Regions from separate parts of the Homo sapiens genome. Here region 2 is linked to region 1. Evidence: chromatin loops called from intact Hi-C (ENCODE). Cell type or tissue: CD4-positive, alpha-beta T cell. All regions are shown on one strand. Each heading gives the region's core, and the rest is flanking DNA. Links, peaks and the distances in the headings are about the cores only.

Region 1 (7,894 bases), core at 1,421-6,420:
CAGCTACAGGAGGCTGAGGTGGGAAGATCACTTGAGCCCAGGAGATGAGACCAGCCTGGGCAGCATAGAGAGATTTTATCCTTAAGAGACTAATAATAATTAATTAAAAATAAATTTTAAGGCCAGGCACAGTGGCTCACACCTGTAATCCCAGCACTTTGGGAGGCCGAGGCGGGTGGACCACCTGAGGTCAGGAGTTTGTGACCAGCCTAGCCAACCTGGTGAAGCCCCATCTCCTCTACTAAAAATACAAAAAGTTAGCTGGGCGTGGTGACGGGTGCCTGTAATCCCAGCTACTCGGGAGGCTGAGGCAGGAGAATCACTTGAACCCGGGAGGCAGAGGTTGCAGTAAGCCGAGATCGTGCCATTATACTCCAGCCTGGGTGACAAAGTGAGACTCCGTCTCAAAAAGAAAAAATTTTTAAATAAATAAAATAAAATAATAAATTATAAAGATACATACGTTTTGATTTAGCAATTCAACTCTTGGAATGTGTCCGGCATATAGATGTCTATACAAAGGTGGTCACGTACAGGACACGTATATATGTATATTTTCTACCCCAAGGGGGCAGAATTTGCAATAGCAAGAAACCTGGAAACAACTTAAGTGTCCATTAATAGATAACTGGTCCAATCTATTATATCCATTCAGTGAAATACTATACAAAGAATGGAGCTGCCCGCCTTGGCCTCCCAAAGTGCTGGGATTACAAGTGTGAGCCACCATGCCTGGACAGCATTTTATTTTATTATTAATTTATTTAGATGGAGTCTCGCCCTGTCACCCAGGCTGGAGTGCAGCGGCGCAATCTCGGCTCACTGCAACCTCCACCTCCCGGGTTCAAGCGATTCTCCTGTCCAGGCTTCTCAAAGTGCTGGGATTACAAACATGAGCCACTGTGCCCGGCCAGAAGCAGATTTTTTTTTTTTTTTTTTTTGAGACAGAGTCTTGCTCTGTCACCCAGGCTGGAGTACAGTGGCATAATCTCAGCTCACTGCAACCTCTGCCTTCCTCGTTCAAGCAATTCTCTGCCTCAGCCTCCCAAGTAGCTGGGATTACAGGTACCCACCATGCCTGGCTAATTTTTGTATTTTTAGTAGAGACAGGGTTTCACCATATTGGCCAGGCTGGTCTTGAACTTCTGACCTCGTGATCCACCCGCCTTGGCCTCCCAAAGTGTTGGGATTACAGGCGTGAGCCAACACGCCTGACTCAGAAGCATTTTAATAGAAAGGTAATTTAAACTATTTTTAGAAACTAGAAAAAAAGAATCCTCCATCTGTTCTACTTACCCTTTAGTATTTTGTGGTGTTTTCCTGTAGTCATTTTTTGCAATGCATCTGTTATATGTTAAATGGTTGTAATCTCGATATATACTATTATGACCTGCTTTTCTGGTTATGTCATAGCATATACATTTGCAATATGGTTACAGGGCCAGGAAACATTAATTTGGAGGAATTATATACATCTGATTCCTCAGACAGAGCATGAAGTCTAAAATTAGGAAGTTATGAAACTGAAGAACACATTTGTGGGGTGGGGAGGCCCTTCCTTCCTTCTGTCCTTTCCTACCTTCCTTCCTTCTTACCTCCTTTCCTCCCTCTGGAAAGATCATCTCTGCAAGTGGGAAGTGGGGGCCACGACTATGGCTGGCACCTTGGTGTTCTGCACAAGTTTGTGGATGTGAGACCTAAGATTTCTGAGACTGCAGCTAAAGCACCACTTGTTCCTTTCGCTAAAGTAGCTCGTGTTGAGTATAGTTAGGAAATTATAGTTTTAGCTGAATCAATACCTATTTGTTGTCAACCCAAGGTTGATAATAGGTTGAGAATAATTTAAATTCATTTTTTCATTCTGTCTACTCTTAGTAAATATAGTTGTCTTGAATACAACATGCTTTTCACAATGAATTTTTTTGAAAATCAGATTGGCAGCTTTGCATAACAAACACCACTCCTGAGCTGCCCAGCATGGGGAGAAAGAAGAGACCGCCTGAGCCTCACCCTTTGCTGGCCAGCTGTGTTGACTTACTACAGCTGACTTCTCTGAGCCGGAGCTTCCTCGTCTGCACAAGGGAGACGACAGCTGGGCCTGACTCCCAGGTTTATGATAAGGATTAGAGGAGCATTAGCAAGGGCAATGTTTGTAGTAGAGACAGGCAAACAGAAGACTCTCAGTACATGGTATTGTACTAATGGTATCTAACCCCATTAGACTCAGACACTGAAGGAAATGCAGTAAAGCACACACAGCTGATTGACAAAAATGCAATGACATTGTACAGATTTGAAAATATTAGCTTCCTCACGCACATAAAGGATTCCCAAGACCTATGGAGCAAAAAAAAAACAAAATTTTTTTTTTGCTTGAGATGGAGTCTTGCTCTGTTGCCCAGGCTGGAGTGCAATGGCACCATCTCGGCTCACCGCAACCTTTGCCTCCTGGGTTCAAGCAATTCTGCCTCAGCCTCCCGAGTAGCTGGGACTACAGGTGCACACCACCACACCCAGCTAATTTTTGTATTTTTAGTAGAGATGGGGTTTCACTATGTTGGCCAGGCTGGTCTCGAACTCCTGACCTCGTGATCCACCCGCCTCGGCCTCCCAAAGTGCTGGGATTACAGGCATGAGCCACCACACCTGGCCGGAGCAAAATATTTATTATCAGTATTTTTATTAAGCATCTACTATGGGCCAGGAACTGTTTAGAGACTCAGGCCAAGCACGGTGGCTCACACCTGTAATCCCAGCACTTTGGGAGGCCGAGGCGGGCGGATCAACTGAGGTTGGGAGTTCAAGACTAGCCTGACCAACATGGAGAAACCCCATCTCTACTAAAAATACAAAATTAGCCAGGGTGGTGGCCCATGCCTGTAATCCCAGCTACTCGAGAGGCTGAGGCAGGAGAATCGCTTGAACCCGGGAGGCAGAAGTTGCAGTGAGGCGAGATCACGCCATTGCACTCGAGCCTGGGCAACACAGCAAGACTCCGTCTCAAGAAAAAAAAAAGAGAGAGAGAGAGAGACTCAGGTTAAATGCTGGACCAGGCCCTCAAAGGTAGTCCACCTGAGCCCAAAACACCCTCTCTACAGCGGCTAACTAGCCCCGCTACTCTATTCTGTGACATCTAACAGTTTAAACTTTCTCCTACTTAGCCCTTTGGACTACACAAGGACCATGTCAGCGAAATCATCCTGGGTATTTCCTGACACAGGAATCAGCCTTTTATCTCCCCCACCTACAACAGGATTGAAATTGTCCTCTTGCCTGAGGGAAGGCTGCCCATCCCTCTCCAGGCTCTGTGCACCCACTTCCTCCTCCTCCTCCTCTTCGGGTGACTATGGGTGGAGTGAGCGCTTGGGAACCCTAGAGCTTGGGTTCTTCCTTCTCTCCTTCTCTCCTTAGGCCGGGAGCAGGGGCTCACGCCTGTAATCTCAGGACTTTGGAAGGCCAAGGCGGGTGGATCACTTGAGGTCAGGAGTTCGAGACTAGCCTGGGCAACATGGCGAAACCCTGTCTCTACTAATAATACAAAAAAATTAGCCGGGCGTGTTGGCAGCCGCCTGTAATCCCAGCTACTCGGGACGCTGAGGCACGAGAATCACTTGAACCCGGGAGGCAGAGACTGCAATGAGCCAAGATCGTGCCACTTGCACTCCAGCCTGGGCGACAGAGTGAGACTCTCTCTCAAAAGAAAAGAAAGGAAAAAAAAAGCTTGGTGTCCCCCCTGCCCGCCCCAAACCTTCTCATCTACCAGCACATGCCTCCTTGTCTATCTTCCGGGTGTCTGGACACTGAGGCCACAGAAGGACTGAACCAAGCTGGTCGGCCTTGTCCTTTCTCAAGGCTGGGGGCCAGAGGCAGGGTGGGCAGGGACGGGTTAGAGGAAGGAGTAACTCGAGGTTTTGCAGGAGCTGGGTCTGCAACCACAACATCCAGCCCCGCAGGGAAGTTGATCCAGGGGCGCCCCCCACCCCGTCCCCTGGAGCTGCAGTTGGACGCTGGGTCTGGGCCTGGAGCTCCGGAGCAGCCCCGCCAGCCCACAGGATACGTTTTTGCGTAATGCAGGGTGGAAGGCGGAAACAAGTACACAAGCCCCTGGTTCATTACATGGACACACGTTAGGCATCTACTGTGTCACCTGCTCCGTGCGGGGCTTTGTGGGAAACGCAATTGGCCTTGGTGCCTGCCCATAGAATGCGACCTGGGGAAAGGAATTCGTCGCCTTCCCCAGCAGTCTTTATCAAAAGGGTCGGTCTTTCAACGAAAACAGCAAGTGAGCTCTAAGTGTCCTGCCAGCCGCGGGACATAAGGCCGATCGAAAACCTCTGCTGAGGCAAGGAACCCGCGTCGAGGTCCCTTGCAGCATCCGAATACACTTCTCTTCCCAGCCACGCTCAAAATGGCCGTCGGTCCGTTCTTGGGCTCCGCGCAGGCGCACTTCAGCCTGCGATTCCCAACATGGCTCCGCCCAGGCGTCCCGGGGCGGGACCAAGAGCGGAAGTGGGTGTGACGGGGACGGGGGCCCGGTGGGCCCGCGGAGGAAAGATACTGGGGAGTGGGAGCCGCGGGGTTCAGAGCGATGATTCCCCCACAGGAGGCATCCGCTCGACGGCGGGAGATTGAGGACAAGCTGAAGCAGGTGGGCGTGGGCCTGGGGAGGCTGGGGAGGAGGTGAGGGAAAGGGGCCAACAGCGGGGCCTGATTGTCTACTCATGGAGGAGGCAGGGGTGGGAGGGAGCGCACCCAGCGAGGAGATGGGGTTGGGGGCTAGGCCGTGGGGTTGGGACGCAGTGGTCTCCTTTAGCTTCTGGTTTCTGGTGATGTCCTCCCCTTGCCTGCCCCCAGGAGGAGGAGACTCTGTCCTTCATCCGAGACAGCCTGGAGAAGAGCGACCAGCTCACTAAGAACATGGTGAGTCTCCCCGCAGCTGGGGGAGAGGGCAGGCCTCCGGACCCTGGGGGAGAGCCTTGCGACCTGGCGGTTCCGGTTCCTGCGGCCTGGAGTTCTGGAATGGGCAGCGACGGAGGCAGTGTGTGGGTTTATCTAGCAACAGTTTGGCATCTCTCCTGCCTAGCCCCCTCCCCATGTTCCGTACCCTCACTGAGGAGGCTGCACTTCCCACTGGCCTGGACTTGCTGCTTTCTGTCTAAGCTCGCCATTCTTCCTTCTCTCCTTCTGCAAACACTCAGTGAGTCTGACCAGTTGGGCTAGGTACTGGGCATATGTCATTGTCAGTGGACTCTCTGCCCAGGAGGTTGGCACTTTGAGATTCCTGAGGGCAGAGAAGACTCAGCCTTCACTCCAGAGGACTTTAGGGAAAGAAAGAGCTCTAAAGTCAGGCAGATCTGGGATCTAGTCCTTGCCCTTCTGCTTAAATGTGCGGCTCCTGATAGGTAACTGGTGTCAGCGAATTCATCTGCTAAAACAGAGACTGTGCCAGCCTCCCAGTGTGTCTGTGAAGGTCATATGCGCTAATGCATGCGACTGCATCTTGCACAGTGCCTGGTATACAATAGGTGCTCAATAAGTGAGTTTCCTTCTTTATTCCTAGGGGAGACTGGAAAAGCACAAAGTGAGTAAATACAAACTTGTATTTGCATTTAGTCACACAATAATAAAGTCCTAGTCCTTTTCTAAAAATTTTAATTTTTAAATTTTTTTTTTTAGAGGCAGAGTCTGGCTGTGTTGTGCAGGCTAGAGTGCAGTGGCATGACTGTAGCTCACTGCAGTCTCTAACTCCTGGGCTCAGGCAGTCCTCCTGCCTCGGCCTCCTAGCAGCTGGGACTGTAGGCACACACCACCACGCCTTGCTAATTGTGTGTGTGTGTGTGTGTGTGTGTGTGTGTGTGTGTGTCTGTGTGTGTAGACAGGGTCTCACTGTGTTGTCCAGGCTTGTCTTGAACTCCTAGTCTCAAGCTAACCTCCCGCCTCAGCCTCCCAAATTCTGGGTATTACAGGCATGAACCATCACGCCCAGCCTCTAGTCCTTATTCAATGAGTTTCATCCTTAGAGAGGGTTTTGAAGATACAGCAATGCATTTGAGGCTACTCTGTATGAAACTACTTCCAGTCCGGTTTAGGAATGCTTCAGAGAGAACAGAAGTTGAGATTTGGCTTCAAAGGGTGGAAGGGAAGCCATCTTGGGCTGATTATTTTAAGAAGAATTAATTTGATGCTTGGTTTGCCTTCAAATAAAATTTCAACCAATTTGTCTTAGACCACCTACTATATGCCAGGCACATGATAGGTGCTGAAGATACAGTGGGGAACAGGTACACCCTGTTCCTTCGCTTGTGGAGTTTATTGTCTAGAAAACCAGAGAAAAGGCAGGAAATGCCGAAGGTGGGTGTGTAGAAGCAGTGCTGGGACCACTGTGAGTCCCAAGATCAAGAGGCTTCCCTCCCGCAGGTGTCTATCTTATCATCCTTTGAGAGCCGCCTTATGAAGCTGGAGAACTCCATCATCCCTGTGCACAAGCAGACGGAGAATCTGCAGCGGCTGCAGGAGAATGTTGAGAAGACGCTGTCCTGCCTGGACCATGTCATCAGCTACTACCATGTGGCCAGTGACACTGAGAAGATCATCAGAGAGGGGTGAGTGAGTGAGGCCCAGAGGGTCAATTCCTAATGCCTCCTGGGCCAACAGGAGGGTTGGTCTGTAATCCCAACAATTTGGGAGGCTGAGGTGGGAGGATCGCTTGAGACTAGGAGTTCAAGACCAGTCTGGACAACACAGTGAGACGCCTTTTAAGCCCTAGGCCTTAAAAGGCAGTGGGGGGATAGAATATATTTGAGCCTGGAGTCCCCTGTATTAATTTTCTTTTTCCCAAATACTGTGTCCTTAGTCCTTCTTCATCCCCCATGCCCCAGCCTGACCTGGCTCTTTTCTTTCCCAGCCCCACAGGTAGGCTGGAAGAGTACCTGGGAAGCATGGCCAAGATTCAGAAGGCAGTGGAGTATTTCCAGGACAACAGCCCAGACAGCCCGGAACTCAACAAAGTGGTAAGGGGTCCGCAGAATAACGTGAGAAGCTTGGGGATATCAGTCTCTGCCCTGGTCTCATGAGGGACATGGAGCCAGCTTGAGGATGTATGCAGTAGAATACACAGAAGGATATAGCACAGTACATCCTATAGGCATTAGGATCTCTGCTTCAAGAATTGCACATTTTTTATTATTAAAAATTCTTTATTATAAAACTTGTTAATGTATTATAAAAATTAAATTATAAATTACATATAAAATATAAACTTAACATTTGATTTGTTGTTGTTGTTGTTGTTGTTGTTGTTTTTTCCTGAGACAGAGTCTTGCTCTGTCACCCAAGCTGGAGTACAGTGCTCAGCTCACTGCAACCTCTGCCTCCCAGGTCCATGTGATTCTCCCACCTCAGCCTCCCAAGTAGCTGGGATTACAGGCACTCGCCACCGCACCTGGCTAATTTTTGTATTTTTAGTAGAGACGGGGTTTCGCCATGTTGGCCAGACTGGTCTCGAACTCCTGACCTCAGATGATCCCCCGCCTTGGCCTGGGATTACAGGCGTGAGCCATTGCACCCAGCCACGTTTGATTTTTATAAATGCATTTGTTGTTCCTTTATTTTGGTTAAAAATACATAATATAAATTTTTTTTTTTTTTGAGATGGAGTTTTGCTCTTGTTTCCCAAGCTGGAGTGCAATGGCACGATCTCGGCTCACTGCAACCTCTGCCTCCGAGGTTCAAGTGATTCCCCTGCCTCAGCCTCCTGAGTAGCTGGGAGGGTGTGCGCCACCACTCTCGGCTAATTTTTTTTTTTTTTTGTAGTTTTAGTAGAAACGGGATTTCACCATGTTAGCCAGTTTGGTCACAAACTTCTGACCTCAGGTGATCCGCCCGCCTCAGCTCC
Region 2 (5,900 bases), core at 810-5,809, 90 kb after region 1:
CATTCAGGAAGGTTCCAGTAGGGCCCAATGTCAACACCCCAGGAGGTATTCTGGTGAAGCTCCTGAAATAGCAAGGAAGCCTGGAGAATCTTAGGAAGAGATGTCCCCTGGCTGCAAGGGGGAGCCTACCTGGGGAGGTTGCAGCATTGTGTAAACTCCTTACCCAAGAACAGCACGTGGACTCAACACTCCCAAAAGTGCTCAGAGTGAAACCCACACCGGGCCGCAGTCTGGGTTATCCTTCCAAACCAGTTTCTTTTCTTTTCTTGAGACAAAGTCTCTCTGCATCACCCAGGCTGGAGTGCAGTGGCACGATCTTGGCTCACTGCAACTTCTGCCTCCCAGGTTCAAGCAATTCTCCTGCCTCAACCTCCGGAGTAGCTGGGATTACAGGCACACACCACCATGCCCAACTAATTTTTGTATTTTTAGTAGAGATGGGGTTTCACCATGTTGGCCAGGCTGATGTCGAACTCCTGACCTTAAGTGATCCACCCATCTCGGCCTCCCAGAGTGCTGGGATTACAGGCGTGAGCCACCGCACCTGGTCTGTTTTTTGTTTTATGAGATGGGGTCTCACTTTGTCACCCAGGCTGGAGTGCAGTGGTGTGCAATGGTATAATCTCAGCTCACTGCAACCTCCACCTCCCAGGCTTGAGTGATCCTCCCACCTCAGCCTCCCGAGTAGTTGGGACCACAGGTACAACACTGAGCCCAGCTAATTTTTTTGGTAGAGATGGGGTTTTGCCATGTTGCCCAGGCTGGTCTCAAACTCCTGAGCTCAAGCGATCCTCCCGCATTGGCCTCCCAAAGTGCTAGGATTACAGGCATGAGCTACTGCACTTGGCCATATTATTATTATTTTGAGACGGGGTCTTGCTTTGTTGCCCAGGCTGGAGGGCCAGTGGCATGATCAAGGCTCACTGTAGCCTCAACCTCCTGGTCTCAAACAATCCCCCTGTCTTCACCTCCCAAGAAGCTGGGTCCTTAGGTTTTGAAGTCATAGCATCTGCCACATCAGCGGTGTTGGGGTCCAGGAGAAGCCCAGTTAGACTGGGCGGTGGGTGGTGCCTGGTGCAGAGTCAGCACTGCTCGGTGATGGACCAGGCAGATGAGTGAATAACTGATGAAAGAATGAGGGCAACAGTCCCTAGTGGGCAGAGCCAGGGCTTTGGCTGGAGCGACAGGGCCAGGGGACCTGATGGTCTTGTGAGCAGGACAGTGACATGAAGATGACTGTAGGTAACTGTGCCTGGCGCTCACTGCTGAGCTCAGGACACAGGCTCTTGTGTCATCCTCCCATCAATCATTCTTTTTTATTTATTTTATTTTTTTGAGATGGAGTCTTGCTCTTGTCTGCCAGGCTGGAGTGCAGCGGTGTGATCTCAGCTTGCTGCAACCCCCACCTCCTGGGGTTCAAGCAATTCTCCTGCCTCAGCCTCCTGGGTAGCTGGGATTGCAGGTGCGCGCTGCTACGGCCGGCTAATTTTTGTATTTTTAGTAGAGACAGGGTTTCGCCATGTTGGCCAGGCTGGTCTCGATCTCCTGACCTCAAGCAACCCACCCGCCTTGGCCTCCCAAAGTGCTAGGATTACAGGTGTGAGCCACTGCGCCCGGCCCCTCCTATCAGTCATTTTGTAGATGAGGAGACTGAGGGTCAGACAGTTTGCTCTGCCCCAGGTCATCCACAGAGGAACGAGTAGCGCCAGGACTGAACGCAGTTCTCTGGCCTGAGCCCAAGCATGTACCCACCACACTCTACTGCCTCCATGGGCGCAGAGTTAGGGTATCCTGGTAGAAGAGTCGGGCGGAACCCACCTGCCCAGAGATCCCTGACCCCGCCCCTCTTTAGGGCACAGCCCAGCGCCTGCAGAGCCTGGGAACGGAGAAGGAGACAGCCCAGAAGGAGTGCGAGGCGTTTCTGTCCACGCGGCCCGTGGGCCCCGCTGCCCTGCAGCTGCCCGTAGCCCTCAACAGCGTGAAGAACAAGTTCAGTGACGTGCAGGTTCTGTGCAGCCTCTACGGGGAGAAGTGAGTGCTCTGGGGACAGGGCAGCCACGCAGGGCAGCAGCGTGTGGCCCAGGGAGTGTCTGAGCCTTGCCTCCTCTGCGGCAGAGCCAAGGCTGCCCTGGATCTGGAGCGGCAGATCCAGGATGCGGACAGGGTCATCCGAGGCTTCGAGGCCACCCTGGTGCAGGAGGCCCCCATCCCTGCTGAACCGGGGGCTCTGCAGGAGAGGGTCAGCGAGCTGCAGGTAAGGGACCAGCCGGGGCCTCCTGGTGTCAGGGGAACCCAGCATTCAGGGGCGGGTGGGTGGACACGGCGTCTCCCCAGCCACGAGGGTGCACGGCTGCGTCCCCTCCTCCTGCAGCGCCAGCGGAGGGAGCTGCTGGAACAGCAGACCTGCGTGCTGCGGCTACACCGCGCGCTGAAGGCCTCGGAGCACGCATGCGCTGCCCTGCAGAACAACTTCCAGGAGTTCTGCCAAGACCTGCCTCGCCAGCAGCGCCAGGTGCGAGCCCTCACCGACCGCTACCACGCCGTAGGGGACCAGCTGGACCTGCGGTGAGCGACTGGGTCCTCGGGGCACAGGGTGTGGGCTGGTGCAGAGCCAGGCATTGCTGTCTACAAGCTGTGTGATCCTGGGCTAGTGACTTCACGTCTCTGAAGCTGTTTCCTCATCTCTAAAATGGGATAACAACAGCACTTACCTCCCAGGGTGGTGCCTGGTAGAGACTGTCCCATCTCTGAATTCCCAGGGTCAGGGAGTGGGGATCTGCACAGCAGGCCACTCGGGCCTCCTGACCTGCCCCCAGGAGGAGGCTCCCATCAGCCTCCCTGTGCACCTGCCCCTGTCCCCACGGGGCAGGTCTTATCTCTGTTCTGGGCCTCGTCCTCCTGCAGGGAGAAGGTGGTGCAGGATGCCGCCCTCACCTACCAGCAGTTCAAGAACTGCAAGGATAACCTGAGCTCCTGGCTGGAGCACCTGCCCCGCAGCCAGGTGCGGCCCAGCGACGGCCCCAGCCAGATCGCCTACAAGCTGCAGGCGCAGAAGGTGAGGCTGGGGCAGGGACAGCTGCCTGTGCCCATGTGGCCCCCTAGTGGCCAAAGCTCAGAAGCGCTCTAAGGGGCTTCAAAGCCCAGGCCACGGAGGCCCTGGGCCCCTTCCCTGGCCTCCAGCTGAAATGCTCCTCTTTGCCCACAGACGGGGCCAGCCCATCTCTGTCTGGCCCGACTGGGGCAGTGGGATTTACAAGCTCAGGCCACAGAGCCCTGAGGGTTCCGGCCACTTTCTCATGCTCATCAAGCCCCTGCCATGTACCAGGCAATGTGTTCACTGGGGTACAACCCTGCACCCTGGCAGCTCCCAGCCTGGTGGGGGAGGTCTGTGATGCCGACAAGCATTGGTGGGAGAAGCTGGAGTGCTGTGGGTGCCCCCAGGCTGGACACACTTGCGGGTCAGGATCGGTAGTGTGGGAGGAAGCAAGTGTAGCCGGGGGAGGGATGAAATGTCCCATGCAGAAGGCATGGCAGTCAGGGGAAAGGAGGGGGACTCAGGGGCGAGGGCGACCAGATGGGCAGACCACACAGGCCCTTCCGGCACAGGACCCAGGCTGCACTCTCTCCTGCAGCCCCCAGAAGCTGCTGGGGAGGGGATGCTTCCAGGCCAGTGTTTAGAAGCTGGCTCTGGCTGCCATGTAGAGAATGACTAAGAGGGTGGGAATGAAGACACGGAGGCCCACGAGGAGCCAGGGTGGAAATCCAGCGGAGAGAGAGTGGTGGCCTGGCCGGGGAAGGGACCATGGCACAGGGCGAGGTGGGCAGATCTGAGATGGAGATGGCAGAATTAGGTGGACTTGGTGACTGCTTGAAGGGGACAGTGAGTGAGATGGACGGGGCCCGGTGATGCCCAGGGTTCTGTTGGGGACAACTGGGAAGAGGGGGCACCTCCACTTGAGGCGGGAACACAGGAAACAGAGCATATTTGGGGAGAGGAATGGGGCCGGCTGGGTCATGCTGAAATGAGGTGGCCAGGACAGCCGAGGGCAGCGGGGAGGTGGACGTAGGCATATGGGAGGGAACTGGGGCTGGGGGTTCCCCTAGGAGCTCGTGAGAGCAAAGATGGGTCTGGGACTGCCGGAAAATGAGAATATCTGGGGAGAGAGTAGGGAGGTGACATTGGGAAGGGGGCCTGGGACAGAGATTCTCAGCCCTGGCTGCAAACTAGAATCTCCCAGAGAGCTTTTAAAACATCCCCAGGCCAGGACCCCTCCCCAGACCAAATAAGTTGGATTATTGTGGTCAGAGCATCAGTATATTAAGTTCCCAGGTGAATAAAAGTGGGCATCCCGTATTGAGAACTTTCCAATTGGAGCCATGGTTCTGGATGAGCTGTAGCAGCATCACCTGGGGACTTATCAGAAATATGAATTCTCAGGCCGGGCGCGGTGGCTCACGCCTGTAATCCCAGCACTTTGGGAGGCCAAGGCGGGCGGATCACAAGGTCAGGAGATCGAGACCATCCTGGCTAACACGGTGAAACCCCATCTCTACTAAAAATACAAAAAATTAGCCGGGCACGGTGCTGGGCACCTGTAGTCCCGGCTACTCGAGAGGCTGAGGCAGGAGAATGGTGTGAATCCAGGAGGCGGAGCTTGCAGTGAGTCCGGATAGCGCCACTGCACTCCAGCCTGGGCGACAGAGCAAGACTCCGTCTCAAAAAAAAAAAAAAAAAAAAGAAAAGAAAGAAATATGAATTCTCAGGGCCACCCGGACCTGCTGGATCTGATGTGCAGGTGGGCCCTGCATGCCTGCCTGCCTCCCACAGGCCCCAGGTGATGCTCGCAGATACTACTGTGCTAGAACGGAACTCTGAGGGGCACAAGGCCAAAGAAAGGTGGCTCATGCCTGTAATCCCAGCACTTTGGGAGGCCGAGGCTGGCGGATCACCTGAGGTCAGGAGTTCGAGACCAGCCTTGCCAACATGGCGAAACCCCATCTCTACTAAAAATATAAAAATTAGCCTGGCATGGTGGCAGGCACCTGTCATTCCAGCTACTCAGGAAGCTGAGGCATGAAAATCGCTTGAACCCAGGAGGCTGCTGTGAGCCGAGATCACGCACTCCAACCTGGGTGACAGAGTGAGACTTGGTCTCAAAAAAAAAAAAAAGGAAAGAAAGGGATTCTGCCAAGGTGCCTCGGAGAGGAAGGAGGAAAAGCAGAGAGAATGATGTCAGGGAAAGGAGGGAGTTTGGCCCAGGTCTCCCTCCCTGCCCTTTCTTGTCCCTGGGAGGCAGCTCTGCCTGACTGTGGCCCTGGAGGCACTGGCTAGAGGAGAGTCAGGGTGATTGGCATTTCCTGGCCTCCTGACTCTGGGTTCTTCCCTGGCAGAGGCTGACGCAGGAGATCCAGAGCCGAGAGCGGGACAGGGCCACAGCATCCCACCTCTCCCAGGCCCTGCAGGCAGCGCTCCAGGTAAGCAGCTTGCCTTCAGCTTGCCCCTCTCCATGCATCACCCTTGTCCCTCTTCCAGCCCTATCCCCCACACCCAGCCTCCCCCACTGGTTGCCAGCCTGCTGTCCTTTCCTCCCTGCTCAGGACTATGAGCTCCAGGCAGACACCTACCGCTGCTCTTTGGAGCCCACCCTGGCAGTGTCAGCCCCCAAGAGACCCCGAGTGGCTCCCCTGCAAGAGAGCATCCAAGCCCAGGTGAGATGGGACCTTGCGGGGCTCAGTGGACCTTGACACCAGCTCTGTAGGGTCCAAGGCAGGAGCTGACTCTGCCCTTCCCCTCTCCCTCTGCCTTCTCCAGGAGAAGAACCTTGCAAAGGCCTATACTGAGGTTGCAGCAGCACAGCAGCAGCTGCTCCAGCAGCTGGAGTTTGCTAGAAAAATGCTGG

The links. Peaks named below come from ENCODE experiments on the same cell type or tissue, not always from the same donor. Only the 100,000 strongest peaks of a DNase experiment are listed, where the experiment ranks them.
Region 2: it touches region 1 in a loop (3-fold over the local background); 12 of 110 quality-filtered maps call a loop at or near these places.

Annotation. Positions count from the first base shown.
Region 1 is chr17:76,100,387-76,108,280 of GRCh38, reverse strand. EXOC7 (exocyst complex component 7) reads left to right here and starts at 4,494. Exons shown (of 19, transcript NM_001013839.4): 1 at 4,494-4,648; 2 at 4,855-4,920; 3 at 6,418-6,602; 4 at 6,905-7,010. The coding sequence starts at 4,589. In CD4-positive, alpha-beta T cell, for the core only: no CTCF peak of the experiment used is centred there; a DNase peak (open chromatin) is centred at 4,460; H3K4me3 peaks cover 1,799 bases; H3K27ac peaks cover 1,569 bases.
Region 2 is chr17:76,011,581-76,017,480 of GRCh38, reverse strand. It overlaps EVPL (envoplakin), which reads left to right. Exons shown (of 22, transcript NM_001988.4): 15 at 1,853-2,031; 16 at 2,116-2,254; 17 at 2,372-2,565; 18 at 2,905-3,055; 19 at 5,392-5,475; 20 at 5,599-5,709; 21 at 5,813-5,900. Among named protein-coding and RNA genes, the nearest start is that of EVPL, 13 kb to the left of the region's middle. In CD4-positive, alpha-beta T cell, for the core only: CTCF peaks have their summits at 2,892 and 3,104 (motif pointing left); DNase peaks (open chromatin) are centred at 2,460 and 3,080.